Regions from separate parts of the Mus musculus genome. Here region 2 is linked to region 1. The links are chromatin loops, found by intact Hi-C in ENCODE. Cell type or tissue: gastrocnemius. All regions are shown on one strand.

Region 1 (8,000 bases):
TCTAGGCCGGGTAAACTCCTCCTTCCCCCACAGGGTGTGAGGGGACCCAGCTTTCCCATTAGCTCAGACCTGTGTTTTATCAGCTTCCCACAGGCAGGATCCCGGTTCTGGGAGCATCTGTGACCTGTTGTGCAGTAATAGCTCGGTTTTCCTCGTGTTCAGCATCCTTCACAAGTACTTAGTGTGAAATCATAAGGGAAGGAAGTGTGAGCAGAAGAGAAACAGCACTATTACACAACCCCCCCGAAGAGACCGCTGTGATAGAATTAAAAGCTGCCGCCCTAGGACATTCTAACAGACAACACTGTGAGGTTGCCAAGGTAACCCACCAGGATCCAGTTCCAGCATCTCTGGGGTTGAGGCTGGGTAGATGAGGTCAGTTAGAGGTAAGGCCCAGCTGCCCAGGGTTTGTCCCCTAACCAGCCGGCCCACAGCAGTCCAGGCTTCTTCCTATACAACATAGGTGACCCCAAGGCTTGGCTACTTATCGAGTATCACAAGCAAAAAAGAGACTGAGAAGATTCAGGGTAATTGTTAAGGTAGAGTCCACACATACAATAATAATTCGTTGCGTGCATGTCTATCAAATGCCATGTTCCAGAGAGGAAGCGTGGTGGTGTATAGAAAGACAGGTCAAGAGTTCCAGAGGGAAAGCCAAACAAAACTTAAACATGGAAAAGCAGGTAGGGAAAAAAATTCATCAAAGACATTTAAATACACAGTGTTGGTACTAAGGACAGTAGTGAGGGACAGAAGATGGAAAATGTCAGCATAAGGTTCCCTCGAGGAACTGGTGTTTACAAAACAAACAAAAAAAAAACCCAACCCCCCCAACGCACCCTAAAATAAAACTACAAACACAAAATTCATAAGTGGAAAGAACTTGCTTAAAAATAATCTGTCTCCTCTCTGTGTCTCTCCATGTTTGTCTCTCTCCCTCTGCCTCTGCCTCTCCCTGTCCTCCTCCTTGTCCCTCTCTTCTTTGATGCCCTGCGATTTCTTGTTGACCACTGGCTGGCACTGTTAGGTTCTGTTAGGTGCTGTTTTCTCTCTGTAGTGACCATCAACGGTCCTGAACACTGGTGTAAGAGTCCTGATTTCCAGGTCTCAGCAGGATCTTTAGCGGAAAGGCACCCTCCCTCCCTTTGACTTCATAAATAAATGTTCAACACTGGGGTGCCCTGGACCCCTGTCCTGGCTTATTATTTCCAGACATGAACTAGGGATAGGGAAATGTGGAGAAAAGTGGGCGGAATGCCGGGATGGGGTGGGTAAATAGGCAGAGGAGTAAAAAGACAATTCAGGGGCAGAGTGATGGGGGGAGTAGGAGAGGGCCACAGGGAAGAAAATCCCTGAGTAGCTCTCACAAGAGGAGTTCCTGTAAACAGGCAGTGCTGCCTCCCCCCTCGCGCATGTTTCTAGTACCAGAAGGACCTCATTAAAACACAGGGTCTAGATCAGCCAGCCCTCTGCCGCGTGTAGCTCCAATGCCTAAGGACCCTTCTTTGCCCAACCAGAACAGGGTAATCAATTAAATCTCAGCCCCTTATGGTAATGATGATAATAACGATAATCGCAGAATTATAGAACGCTTCCAAGCATTTTCCATTTAATAAGACACAAGGAAGTGCTGGTTGGCCGATGAACAGGCCCAAAGTCACCCCCAGTCACTGGGAAGTAAGGACAGAAGGCAGCAATCCATCCTGACCATTTGTCTCTAGGGTTCCTGCTCTCAAGCCCTGCACGGTAATTCTGTTTTGTTTTACTGGCCTCAAGGAGACAGGATTTCACACTTTCACTATGGTAAAGCAGCCCTGTTTTAGGGAACAGCCTTATGGATTCTCATTGGGGAATCCATTTTGCTAGGCTAAGATGACCCAATTGCATCAGGATCTCAAACCTTTGGATACCTGGATAAAGTCGGGAAAGAGGCTGAGGCCAGTGGTACTATTTCTCTTCCCAAGCACTACTTTCGGAGAGATAAACCTGGGAGCAGAAGCTGCCTGGGGACGTTCCCACCTGTGGAATGGGTCCAGAATGGATCTCTTTCTAGCTCTCCTCCCCGCCCTAGCCATCAATCAGCACGTTGATGGCCGTCGCCTTCCCAGTATTTTGGCTGCCACCTTGGTGCTCTCCTAAGCAGGTCCCAAAACCCAAGCCTGGGAAAGAGAGGTGGGGTTAGGGGGAGGGGGAGGGAGAGCCCGGTTGCGCGGCGCTGGCGACGCACGGGGCGGACGGGTCTCTCGTGCGGGGCTGCCAGGGGCCGCTCGGCTTCCCCCAAGAAGATGCAGCACAGCATATTTTGCACATGAGTTCAGAGGAAGAGGAAGTGTAGCGGGCGGACGCGCGGCGGAGGCGGCGGCGGCGGCGCGGGGTGGAGTGGGGGCGGCGGGGCTGGAATCAGAGCGCGCAGGGCGCAGAGCGCAGCGAGCGGGAGCGCGGCGGCCACTGGCTCTGGAGAGGTACCTGTGCGGCCAGCGCCGGAGGGACAGACGACAAGCGAGCGGCCGCGCCCCGCGCTCTGCCCCCACCCCCGGGGTCGCGTCGTCCGCGCGCCGCCCTGCTCTGCATGGCACAAACTTTCATCCCGGGACACAGCACGCTGTCTCCGCCCGCGCCACGGTCACCGCTGCTGGTCCCCTAAGGTAGGTGGGCGTGCGGCGGGCCGGCGAGGTGGCGCGCAGAGGCCTGGGTCGCTGGCTCTGCTGGCCCGGGATCCGGGTGAGCAGGCGACAGCTCCTCGTGGCACCTCGGGGGCTCCGGAGCTGTTAGGCGAGCCCCCTGGTGCAGGTCGCGTGGGGATGGGGACAGATCGATGGGACGCCAGATTCTGGGCCAACTTTTTTTCCCCCGATGAAGAGGGGGAAAAAAAGCAAAACAAACAAGCGAGAGAGCGTTGGGGTGAGAGGTCGCCTGCTGGGGGTCCTGGGCTTCGCAGGCGGAGGTCTGCTAGAAGGACGCGGAGGGGAGCTTGGAGGCTACAGGTGGGTCAGGACCCGGGGCCTTAGTGGGTACTGGGCCCGGAGCAGATGGGAGTTGCCACCGCCCACGTGCACCCGGAGACCTGGGCTCGACCCAGGGAAGAGGTGTGCGACTCTTGAGAGCAGGCAGGAGGGTACTCGGTGGAAATACTGAGAGCTAAATCCCAGGCACCAGAAATGGGGCTTTTCTCCTCTGAAAAGGGGATTTTTTTTCTTGCCTTGTTGTAACACACTTTTCTAGGCATGGGGCACACCAGGATGGGCATGGGGTCTGGGCGAGGAGGAGGGAGTGTGTATTTAAAGAAGCCTGACTGTCAGGCGAGTGCGCCAGGTCTACTGGCATCACTGTCTTTGGAGGCCAGAATCGCGCAGAGGGCAGGGTTAGCCCCGCGCGTGCTCCCTGATGCCTGTTGGCTGCTGGCTCTCAGCTGCCCCCTGTGGGCGGTGGGTGGTGTGAGTGAGTTTGTTTAGGGGCTTACAAACAAAAACTATTTTTTAAAAAGAATCTGGCACAGATCTTTGTATATGAGTGGCTGCCTAACTGCCCAGCAACAGACCCTCTGTTCATACAGCTGTTTTCAGAAGGGGCGCAGGGAGGTGGGGTGGGAGTGGGTGGTGGTGTTAAGGTCAGAACAGGTGTCTCCCAACGGCTACTATGGAGTGTCATCTCAGGATAAGCCTTTTCCAGGAAGGAAGCCCAGGGTGTAATGTGAGTGGCCTACAAACCCATGGGTAGGGCCATTGAACCCAGCATACCCGTGGCTGCCAGGATTCCTAATTTGTACCTTCTGACCAGCTGGATTCTGAGGAAGTTCAAGTGACACCAGATGTCACCAGCCACTCATCCTCAGGGGTTAAACAACGAGCTGTGTGGTGCTGTGCTCTGACCTCAGTTAAGCAGTGTTACCTAGAGTGAGCTTGCAGACTCTTCTGCCTTCTGTAGAGGTTTCATGAGGTCCGAGCAATCGCAGCCTCAAGCTGGGGAAGCCTCCCTGTGCCTCCATTAGTGGGGTAGGACACTGTGTCGTTTTGTCCCGTCCCCCCGACCCCCATCGTGGACAAGGGACAAATGAGGCAGATTGCGTAGTTAGCTAATCGATTTGGTGCAGGAATAAATTGGGGCTACTAGTCAGTGAATTTTTTTCTCTGCCTCTGGAACAGGGTTTTTTGGGGCTTGATTTCAGTGACTGCTTTGTATGTGGGGAAGCAGGCTGAGTGGTGGGAATCCCTGTAAAGTGCCTAGAGTTTCTCCAGGCTTCACTTATGTCAGAGATGGAGCTGGGTGGTCCCATGGCTGGGTGGCCATGGCTGCCTTATCAAATGTGAACTTGGTAGGCTAAGAAGGGGGTACTCCCATATTTCTATACCACTTTCGATTTTTATTGTTGTTGTTGAGGCAAGGTTTCCCTGTGTAGCCCTCACTGGTCTGGATCTACCACTATGTAGACCAGGTTAGCCTCCAACTTGCATTGATTCTTCCTTCCAAGCACTGAGATTATATGTACCACCACACCTAGCCCCCATTAAAACAAAACAAAACATTATATAGTAAAGTTGTAACAGAGATCATACAAATACCTAGGAGGGCACAGTGGCATACGCCTGTAATCTCAGAATCCAGAAGGTGGAGGAGGCTGGAGAAAATTGAGTTAGAGGCTAGCCTAGGCTACAAAAACAAAGACCCACCATACCTAGATTTTCTAACATTTCGCTGGATTGACTTTAGTGCACACCTAGGCACCATCCATCGCTCCAGTGTGCTGCTTTATGCATTTTAAAATAAGCTACAGTCTTAGTACAGGGTTACTTTATAAGTGTCTCAACTCACATGTTCAATGTGTGTTCAGTAACACACACATAACAGTGGAATAGTCTGCACATTGTTTTGACATATGTATGCACTGTGCAACCCGATTCTTATCAAGACAGGTAATACACCATCAACCTGGGTTTCTTCATGGCCCCTATCTTCCCGGTGGCAACCACTGCTCTGTCTTACTATAGGTTTGTTTAATCTGTGATTTAAACATCATATACATGGAGTTCTGCAGTTCTGTATAAGGTTCAGTAACTCCGTTTTGTTAGGTTTGTTACGTCTGAGTTATGTTCATGTGATGTGTGCATGCCACAGTTGGTTAGTATATCCCCCGGTTCCTGGGTACATGCGTTATATCCAGTTTTTATTGTTGTTGGTGGTGTTAGTTGTTGGTTCTTGTGAAAAAAAAAACACTGCTATGAATATTTGTGCATTTGTACACAGATTCCTGGGGACATCTTTCCCATTCTCCTGGACAAACACCCGCATCACAGAAGACATGTGTATAGTGTACAGAGAAAATTGCGAGGCCTTTTTCTAGGGTGGTGGTTCCATTCAACATTCCTAGAAAGCGCACAAATGTGCCGGAGATGAACTCACAACCCAGCTTTCCTATCTCTTAACCAGGATGATTGCTTATATGACTGTTTCCTGGGGCTACGAGACAGTGTTCTCCGGGCCCAGCTGGGACACTAGTGGACATGTTTTCATACGTAGAGGGGACTCCAAGAAGCAGTCCCTGACTGCTACTATGTGCTTATTTTTTATTGGTGTGTGTGTGTGCATGTACATATACAGATGTGTATGTTAGAGGGAGGTTAGAGGGTAAGTTTGGGGGGTCTCTACTCACCTTCTCCCTTATCTGAGGCAAAAAACTCTTGTTCACAGCTGCATAGATCAGCTGGCCGTTAAGCTTCTGAGAATCCCCTGCCTCTAGCTCCTGTCTTACTCTAAAAGTGCCAAGATTACAGATGTGCTGTGTCCAGCTTAGGTAGATCCTGGAGATTCGAACTCGGATCCCCACAGTTGCCCACTAAGCACTACTCACTGAGCCTCCTTCTCAGCCCTTAGGTCGATTTAGACTTAAATGACTGCAGAGGATAAGATGAATGCTGCATCTTTATAGATCGACATAGAAGGGATGTCCGTAGGGGAATAGACCTGAGATTGTGAACAATCTCCACTGAGTGCTTTCCATAAAAAGAAAAACACAAAACAAACAAACAAACAAACAAACAAGCCCAACCCCCAACTTTCACAGAATCTCCCTGAACTTCTGCCTAGAAATTCCTGAGGGGATTCTGGGCCATTGGGTGTGCTGATATGAAATACCCTGTGCTTGGTGGAAATACCCTTTGGATGTCACCGTTGTGGACAGCCACCTGCATTTTCTCTGGGAGGCAGGGCAGAGTTGGGGTGCGTAAGCATAGAGCAGTTTTGCTGAGAGTGTGATTTGCCCTTTTTGTGAGAAATAGAGTCCTGCATCACCCATCTTATTACTGAGAAAAGGTGCATGGCCTCTCAGAGGCCCTTTCCACTATAGTCCCTCTCTGTGGAAACTGGAGCAGGGCTTGACCTAGGGTGATCCGGGAGACAGGAACTGTGAAACAGACAGCGAAATGTTTCCATGGCCCTCACGGTGTCTCAGTACTGACCACGTTTCTCAGGGGACAGATGACCCATGTTCAGTCTTGAGATATTGGAGAGGGTCAGGGGGCTCTGCCATGTATAGTAAATATGTGTGACAGAGGTCACGAGAAGGGACACAGCGGACATCTACTAGAGAACTGAGCTGCCCATCTTGACAGTGGATGATGAGAGATCAAGGTCCTATGATGTCTCATTCACAACCGTCTGTCAGTCGGTGGTTCTCCTAGGGTGTGGGACAGATATGGAGTATTTGGACCTAGAACAACTTCGTTATTGTAGAACCATCCTGTTCCATGACATATTTTGCCATTGTTATTAGCAAAATGTTAGGTGTTAGACTAGTTGCTAGGTGCTGCTCAGCACTTTATGCGTGCCCTGCCATCTGAGTCCTCTTCAGGACGAGTGACAGCGGTGAAGCTCAGTAGGCCCTGGGTTTACTTTCCAGTGTTCCCAAAACATTGAAGGAAGAGACTGTGGCGCTCAAGTTTAGCAAATGCAGAATGATCTGGAAGTTCACAAAGACACAACAATGTAATAGAAATGTCACTGGGGCAGTCAGAATGAAATGACAGGAAATGGCACACCAGAGTCACTTCCTCCAGTGTTTTATGTACTTTTGTCTTACAGGCCTAGAGTGTCGCACCGTTGGGACTTGTAGAGAAGTACTGACTGTGATGCTTGGCACGGTGACACATGACCTGTAATCTTGGCATTTAGGAGCTGTAGATAGGACAGTGCAGAGTTCAAGGCTAGCCTGAGCTAAAAAGGAGCCCCCCAACTCAAAAACCAAATCAAGGGCCAGCGAGATGGCCCAGCAGGTAAAGGTGCTTGTCTTGAAAGCCTGATGACATGAGTTAAGTTCCTGGAGCTGTTATTTGGTTTTGTTGCTGGTTTTTGTCTTTGTTTGTTTGTTTCTGTGTAGCTCTGACTGTCCTGGAACTGCTCTAGAGACCACACTGGCCTTGACCTCGAAGCTCCTCCTGCCTCTTCCTCCTGAGTGAGGGAGTTAAAGGTGTGTGGCTCCACATCTGACTGAATACCTTTTGTTTTTGAGAAGTGAAGTAAGGATCAATTTGGGTTGTGATTTTATTGAGTGGGTGGAATAGAGTAGCCACCAGCCACACGTGGCTGTCACATGTGTGTCTAAATGAGTCAAAGTCCAATGAAAGCAGACTGCACTTCTTCAGGAGAGCTAGCCACGGTTCAAGTGTCCAGAGACAAGTGTGGCCACTGGAGCCATGTCTGCCACTCTGTGAGCTCTGTGGGACAGTCACTCTGAGGGCAGAATGGGACAGTCGCTCTCTGCTGTGCAGATTTCCTTGGCCTTCAGATGAGAAGAGGTGGCGGAGAGTTGGTACCAAGGACTTGGGCTCATTCTTTGACAGGGATGTGTTTTGGCAGGCGTTTCTTTTATGTTTACCCTTCCGAGGATTTGGGGAGGGGGTTGTTATGCGTGATAACTCTTCTCCCATTCACATCCATTTCTGACATAGATTCCAGTTTCTCTTGTCTCCTGGGCCCCGAAGGCGCTTTTCATTATTATCGTTGCATAT
Region 2 (8,000 bases), 240 kb after region 1:
CTCCCTGCTCTGAAGTTGGGGTTTCCTCTGGGTCTATAATAATCTCTAGCACCTCCCATCTTCTCCCAGTTTGGAGCAACCAAAATTAGTAATTTCTTCCTATAAAATTATCATTAGACCTCTGTACTTTCCTGATTCCTAAGCATGAAAATGCTCAACTTTCCAATCATACTATTAGACTTCACACTATTCTCCTTTCTTTATCCTAAACGTGGATCAAAAGAACCTCTCCAAAGTCCCCAGTGCTTCAGCAGTAACACCCAAGACAATTACAACTCTAACTCAGAGACAGACAGATGGCTACTTCCTATGCGCCCAAACTGGGCACTTTACTGAGTGGTATTTTATCAGGCATGACAACCTTGATTTGCTGACACGTTGTCATGGTAGTCCATGACACAAAGACACAGTTTAGTATTGAAAATGAGGCACCCTGACCCATAAAGACTAAAATCTTTGCTACCTGGGCCTTTAAACACTTGCCAACATTGGCTCCATTTTGTCTCCCTGCCTGTTCACACCCCAAAAAGCACAGTACAAGCTGGTGAAATAAACCATTTTTTTCTTTACAACTAGTGAGATTTCACTTTTGCAAAGAAATTCTAAAAGCCTCATATTTACGCAATCAGCATTTCTATAAGTTCAAGAAAAATTAAGGGTCTTCATCAGTGGGAAAGTATATTTTCCCATATCTAGAAATGGTATACACTGCTGAACTAATTTTACATACTTCTCCAAAAGAAAAAACTCAATGTAAAGCTGATTTGACACACACACCACCCTTTATCACAAACAACCCTCAGAAAGCACAGAGAACGCAATCACCAGCCATGCTTGCAGATGTGGACAAAATACTACAAACCTCCCAGTGATGCTCTGTGCATCTAAAAACGTTTAACAGTCTAGTGGTGCGTGTCCTGGGGCCAATACACAGCCTCTCCTGAGTCTGACAGACCAACAACTGTCACCAGATCAAGTCTCTGAGAATCAAACCAAATGACACAGGAGCCTAAGAACTCTCCTGCTTAAAGTAAGTCGACATAAAGCTAAAGCGCCGGCTGTAAACCAAACCGAGGCTTATAAAGCACAAACTATAAAGATCTGTTTGAAACTAAAGGACACATGGATGGGGGAACAAAGGCCAGGCATGAAAAATATATGAAATTCTCAAAAAACGTATATATAATATATATGCGTATGTGATGCATATACATACATATTATAATATTATACATGTTTTACATATATAATATTAAAACATACACATAATTAAACAAAGTGTAAGACATAGACTGATTTACTGAAGTTTCTAAGCAAAAAAGTTTAATATTCGGGCTATCAGATGATTCAGAGAGTAACAACACTTGTCAGCAAGCCTGAAACCCAAGTTCTGTATCTGGGATCCTCATGGTAGAAGGAGAGACAGATTCTGTAAGTTGTCCTCTGACCTCCATGTACACGCTATACACGCACATGTGCATACATGGACACACACACACACAAGTAAATAAATGTAATACAAATTAATAAAAGTTTAACAGTCACAGATATTTAAAAGCAACAGAAAAATAATACTTTTCCTAAGAGACCAAACTAGCAGCTACCTAAAATACAACTAAACAACTAAATCCATGCAGCGCACAGTACAGCGGAGGCAGCGCACGTCTATGGAAAGTACTAGAAGTGAATGCTGCAGGCATACTGAATGGAAGCATCTAGATTCCAAAGAACACATGCCCTTTGATTGAAGCCATGTGGTGTGTAAAGACCGGCAAAATTACTCTGTCATGTTAGAAAGCAAGTGAGCAGTCACGCTTTCTTTACACCGGTGCTGATGGCACCCGTGTGTCTACTTTGTAAACTCTTGGAGCCGTCCTCACAGGTACTGAGTACTTTTGTTTGTAAATTATCCTCTGGGGGGGGGGGGGGGGGAGAAACAGAAAGGTTCTTAGCACTTCATTTTCCCTGGCTGGTTTTGTGCGATAAGCTCACAAAGTATCCAGACCAGCCTTGAACTCACTGTATATCCCAAGGCTGGCCCCAGACGTGGCCTTCTCCTGCCTCAGCTCTGAATGAGGGAACTACAACCATGGGCAACCACACGCCTCTTTACTTTTTAAGAGCTAAACATTTTTTGTTCTTGTATCATTTTCTTGTGCCAGTTTTTAAATACTTCTTTGCTAAAAAAAAAAAAAAAAATCCACAGCTTTTCAAGAAAAATTTTTTTTTTTTCTGGGACTGGAGAGATGGCTCAGTTGTTAATAGCACTCTGGCTGCTTTTCCAGAGAACTGGAGTCCAATTCCCAGCACCCACATGGCAGCTCACAACCATCAATAACTCCAGTTCCAGAAATCCAATATGCTCTCTTGGCCTCTGCAGGCGTCAAACACACAAGAGGTGCACAGAGACATGTGCCCCCAAAACACCCATACACCTAATTCTTTTTTAAATTATGTGGGTTATTTTTCCATCTCTGTGTTAAATGTGCATATGTGTGTTCTGTGCTTGCAGCCTGGTGTGTGAGTAGAGGTTAGAGGTCCTTCTGCCATATGTGTTCCAGGGCTCAAACACAGGTCTTCAGGCTTGGTGACCAGCAGTCTTAGCTCCTGAGTCATCTTGCAGACCCCTAAACTTCCACATTTAATATGTTATATTATCTTGGTCTGTTCCCTTTATGCGAACTCTAAGAATAGAATGTGCGCTTCTTAAGCATTTCATTGAAGTATATTTAGTGCTAGGAGACTAGTCCGTCCAATTAATGAAGCTTTGTTAATTTAGCTTGCCATGCGATAACATGTAGGAACGGCTTGGCATGAAGCAAGCATGACAGCTTTGGTGGCCGTGTATGAAGAGAGCGTCAGGTAACTTAGATCCTAATAGGCAGGAGAAGACAAACAATAAACATATCACTAAGGTGGTGAGACAAGTAAGAACTGGTCAAAGTAGCCTTTAGATAAAAGACTCGTTTCTTACTGATATGTTGTGGCAACCTTGAGAATGAACGCATTACTGGCTATTTCCCCTCCAGTCAGGAAGGTCTCCTTCAAGCTCATGCAAAACTTATGCATTTTTCTCTATCAGATTTGCTTCACCGAAAATAGCATGTTAATCAGAGAGAGAGAGAGAGAGAGAGAGAGAGAGAGGGAGAGGGAGGAGGGGGGAAGAACTTATTTATTCTGGGCATTCTTCAGCATACAGCTGTCTAATACAATATTTTGGTCCCAGCAGTACACAAGACCTCTGGATACACACCAGCTGGATTAGGGAGAGTTTTTCCATGTACTGAAATTCTCACCAAGTTCCTGCAAAGGCAGAGACAATGGGTGAGGACAATGACAGGAAGCCGAAAAGGCCAACCAAGTCTCACTTGCACAAGAAAAAGCTCATTTGGAATTGAGAGCGTGCTGCGGCTCCGTGAAAGAATGTTTGTTTTCAAGCACGTGCACACACACAGAGCCCCGGGTTTGAGCCCTAGCGCCACACTGAAGGGAGTCTCCTTATAATCAGTCCTCTAAGCAAATCCTCTTTCAGTTATTCCTCCCCATGAACCCTTCCCCACACGTGGCCGGCTCCTTTCCGACTGTTCCTCCTTGGCTGTTAGCCATCTCCCGAAACACCCTCCACATTCGCATTCTGCCACCCACGGCCCCTTGCTGTCTGACCACGGTGATTCGCCTTATGGTTCCGCGCAGCCAAAAGCTAGAATGATACAATTATGTGACTTGGGACCTGAACCCTGTTAAATTCAGTCTGTGAATAGTAGCGGGTGGACATTGTTCCGCTTAACGTTTTAGACACCTACTGCTAGAGTAAACGTTTTTACAGTAGAATAAGTCTTTAGAGACCGTGCTGTGTAAATGGCCTGTTTCTCAACTCAACTAGAAAACAAAGAAAAGTCAATTCTCAAAAGCTGCTCTTTTTCAAATTCTAAGACCTAATTGTGTTAACAGTAATCGTGAGCAAGAGCGCCACCTCCTGGCAAAAGTCATTTAAAAACTAAAACTACCAGTGCTGCCTTTCAAGCCGCAGCGCAGGGACAGTCCTTGAACTAAAGTATTGGAAACAGCGACATAGGCAGGCGAGATGGCCTCTTAACTGCATACATATATCATGTGCTATCCTCTCTCCCAGTAAATACATACATGTAATAACAATTTTAAATAAAAAAATCACTACCTGCTTTTGTATGTTCAAGGGCTTCAGATAGTATACTTTTTAAAAAAGATTTTTCTTTTATTTTTAATTGTGTATGTGTATTTGTGGAGGTTTTCACACTTGAGGGCTGGAAGGGGGCTTTGGACCCCCTGGAGCTAGAGTCCTGGGCTGTTGTGAGCCACTCAACATGGGCACTGGACTTAGGTCTTATACAAGAGCAGCAAGTGTTCTTAGCCACTGAGCATCTCTCCAGTACCATATCTACATTTTAAAAAGGCTGCCGAGGTTGAACTGGGGAGTGTGTTTAGAAAACTGAAGTCTAGGATTCTGGTAGAGCGGTAGCTGCAGAGACAGATGGCAGAAGCGGGTAGCACAGGATATCTCCGGAGTCAGAGCCCTACTGCCTGCCTGTAGTTAGATAGGGCCTGAGCCACCGGGGAGAGAAGGAAAGATTCATGCCCCAAAGAGCAAGAAAGTCCTGAGGTAGCACAGAGCTGCAGAGCAGTCATGGCGCCTGCCATTTTAGACAAATCAAGGAAGCAACAGACCACTGTGCCTGGTAAGAAAACCTCAGAGGTGCACAGTACCACACACAGCTTTCGTCTTGCAATCAGTGAAACGGCTCAGGTATGATATATTATCCTGTTGTTTAATCTTGGGTAACACACAACACACACATAACTCACACATACATTATCACACATACACAGATACACAACACACAATACACACAAACATATACTTACCACACACATACATATACCACACACAATATACACATACATACAACACAAACACAACATACATACAGACTACATACAAACAACATATAACACACACAATGCACACATATCCACAGTACACACAATACACATATGCACAATACACACAACACACATATGCATACAACACACACATACACACAACATGCACACACAACATACACACACAGCACACGTACAACACACACATATGCATACATACACATACGTGCAACATATGTACATATACACCACACACACCTAGGCACACACCATGTATACACCACATACATACAACACACACATACCCACAACGCTCACACATAGCACACATATAAACACACATACAACACACAGACCTTCACACATACATATAACACATACACAAACACACATAAAAACACACATAAACACAATACTTAAACATACAACACACATATAACACACACAACACACATTCATACAACTACACACAACACACATCTATATACATACAACATACATAAACACACACACACACATACACACACAAAGCCTCATTGAACAGCTGAGAGGGATAAATGAAATGCTCATGGAAGAACCTGGCTAACAAGAGTAAAGTTTTTCTCCTCCTTTCAAACCACCTGGAAAGCTTAATAGCCCCAATAAAAACCATCCCTGGTCTGACATACAAGAGGGTGTATCAAAAATATTATTCTTATTGCACAGTTATGATCTAGTTCTAAATCTGCTCTTATGTTAAGATCTTTGGTTGCTGTTACTTTTTAAATGAAGCGGTAAAATTTATGGGGGTGGGGGGCAGAAGGAGGACTTTAAGTGTCTCTCACTGCTAGTAAATCTCATTTGTTACACTCTCAGGAGCCAAAATGCTCCCATTCCTTTTAAGGAATAAATCTAAAGTTTAAGAGTCACTTTAACGTCTCCTTTAAAGGTTCTGAGTGGAGTTTAAAGCCGATAGTCTGGTTCCATGGTTCAGCACACTACTGGGCAGAGCCATAGGAACCACAGACAAGGGGAGAGCCACCAGGTGATGGGAACCTCCGAGAATGCCGACAATCTAGTCTCTGGGGGACTTGCTGCCGTGGGAAAGCTTGTGCTCGCTTCCTCCCACTGCCTGAAGCTCCAGATCACACAAGACAGAGAGCCTGGATTCCAGAGTCAGGCAGACTTGCGTGGGCACCGTGGCTTTCTGCGACTTAGCAGCTTTGCCCTCGCCTGCTCCTAAACCTCAAGCTTCCTAGTGCTAAAGAAGTCACTCATTGACTGCCCTAATCACACAAAACACATCAAGGATTTGTCCAATGGGCAGGTATGTCAACTGTCATTAATAAATGGCTCGTTAGTTGTTCCTTTTCTATTTTAGGTAATATGTGCTCAGAGAAAAATTGGAATATTACACAGAAAAGCCACATGGCTCCCTTGTAACTTTCTTATTAACTTAATATTTTAAGATGCCCCCAGAAAACTGTTCTTGAAGGGTCTGAGTAAAATGTTTCCTAAAAGGCCTACCCAACTGTGAGTGTAGCTGAGCTGGTAGACCATGTGCCTAGCAATATGAGGTCTGAGATCTAATTCCCGGTACCAATAATCAAAAAAATAAAGTTTTTTTAAAAAATAAAAATATTAACAATTTACACGTACTACCAAACACAGATGAATAATCCATTTGTGTATGTGCTTAGTATATGTATGTGTACATGTGTGGTATATGTATGCACATGCGTGGTATATGTATGTAGTATATATGTGCATATGTGTGGTATACATATGTGCATGTTTGGCATATGTATGTGTAGACATGTGGTATATGTATGTGCACATGTATGGTATATGTATGTGCACATGTGTATAGTAAGACCAGCCACATGCCATTCCATCAAGGCTGGACAAAGTAATCCAGAAGGAGGAAAAGAGTCTTACAAGAACACCAAGTTACTGAGCCATTACATATATGCATAAGACCTAGGTCACATATACACATATACACCTCTACAGGGTCCCTGATATCTGTGAGCCCCCATGAGTCACAGTCAGTTGATTCTGTGGGCCCTGTTCTTCTGGTGCCCCCCCCTCCACAGGACTCCTGAGCTCCCCCTAAGGTTTGGCTGTGGGACTCTGCTCCCATCAGTTGCTGGATGAAGCCTCTCTGCTCTCTTTGATGATGATTCTGCTGGGGTCCCATCCCAGAACACCCTGTTCTTCTGACTAGTGTGGCCTGCACTTGAGTGGGGAAGTCCACTGGACTTCTGCTCATCTTAATTCCCCAGACAAGCTCTCTCATTGAATCTCATTGAATCTAGAGTTCAATGACTGGCCAGACTGGCTGGCCACAGAGCTTCAAGGACCCCCTTGTCTCCATGCTGTCATGGCTCCATGGCTCCTGGCCTTCCCCCAGGCTTTATTGACTGATTCTCCCTAGTGTAACTGCATACATTTCTGTACATTCAAGAATAACTCACAGAGCAACTAAAGGTAGACACTGAAAAGCCTCATTTCTCCATGTCCCAGAGGCTACCTGGGGAGAATATGTCTATAAAGGTGCAAGGAGCATATGAGCTCTGTGGGCTTTAATGAGATTTCTCCTTTGCTCCAGGGGGGCAGAATTAACCCTCGAAGGATAAAACTGCTTCCTGATTGCTGTATTGAACTCCAGTTATGCACAAATAATGTTTGTGGACCTTCTGAACCAACTCTGTAAAGAGTTACTCTTTTCCTCCCCAAAGACTTCACTATTAAAGTTGTTAGCTTTCTGTATAAACTCCTCCCCACAGTTACCTGGCAATAGCCAGGTAGGCCTGGCCCACTATAAAAGAGACTGCTTGCCCCTCCTCCCTCTCTTGTTCTCTTGTTTTTCTCCCGCTCTCTTGGGGCTTTTCCCTCCCCCTCCCTTCCCTATCCCCTTTCTCCTCTCTCCATGTGTTCATGGCAAGCTTTTAATTCTCTACTCTCTGTCTCTGTCTCTCTGTCTCTCTGTCTCTCTGTCTCTCTTCTCTCTTCTCTCTCTCTCTCTCCCTCTCCCTCTCCCTCCCCCCCTCCCTCTCCCTCCCCCTCTATTCTATACTATACCATCATATGGCTGGTCC

The links. Peaks named below come from ENCODE experiments on the same cell type or tissue, not always from the same donor. Only the 100,000 strongest peaks of a DNase experiment are listed, where the experiment ranks them.
Region 2: it touches region 1 in a loop (3-fold over the local background); 16 of 42 quality-filtered maps call a loop at or near these places.

The regions. Positions count from the first base shown.
Region 1 is chr17:50,184,866-50,192,865 of GRCm38, reverse strand. Rftn1 (raftlin lipid raft linker 1) reads left to right here and starts at 2,369. Exons shown (of 10, transcript NM_181397.2): 1 at 2,369-2,645. In gastrocnemius, CTCF peaks have their summits at 977 and 3,418; DNase peaks (open chromatin) are centred at 2,518, 2,898 and 3,387; H3K4me3 peaks cover 4,085 bases; H3K27ac peaks cover 5,522 bases.
Region 2 is chr17:49,947,673-49,955,672 of GRCm38, reverse strand. No RefSeq gene overlaps it. Among named protein-coding and RNA genes, the nearest start is that of Gm52302, 83 kb to the left of the region's middle. In gastrocnemius, a CTCF peak has its summit at 3,984 (motif pointing left); DNase peaks (open chromatin) are centred at 3,600, 3,979 and 4,310; H3K4me3 peaks cover 742 bases; H3K27ac peaks cover 1,805 bases.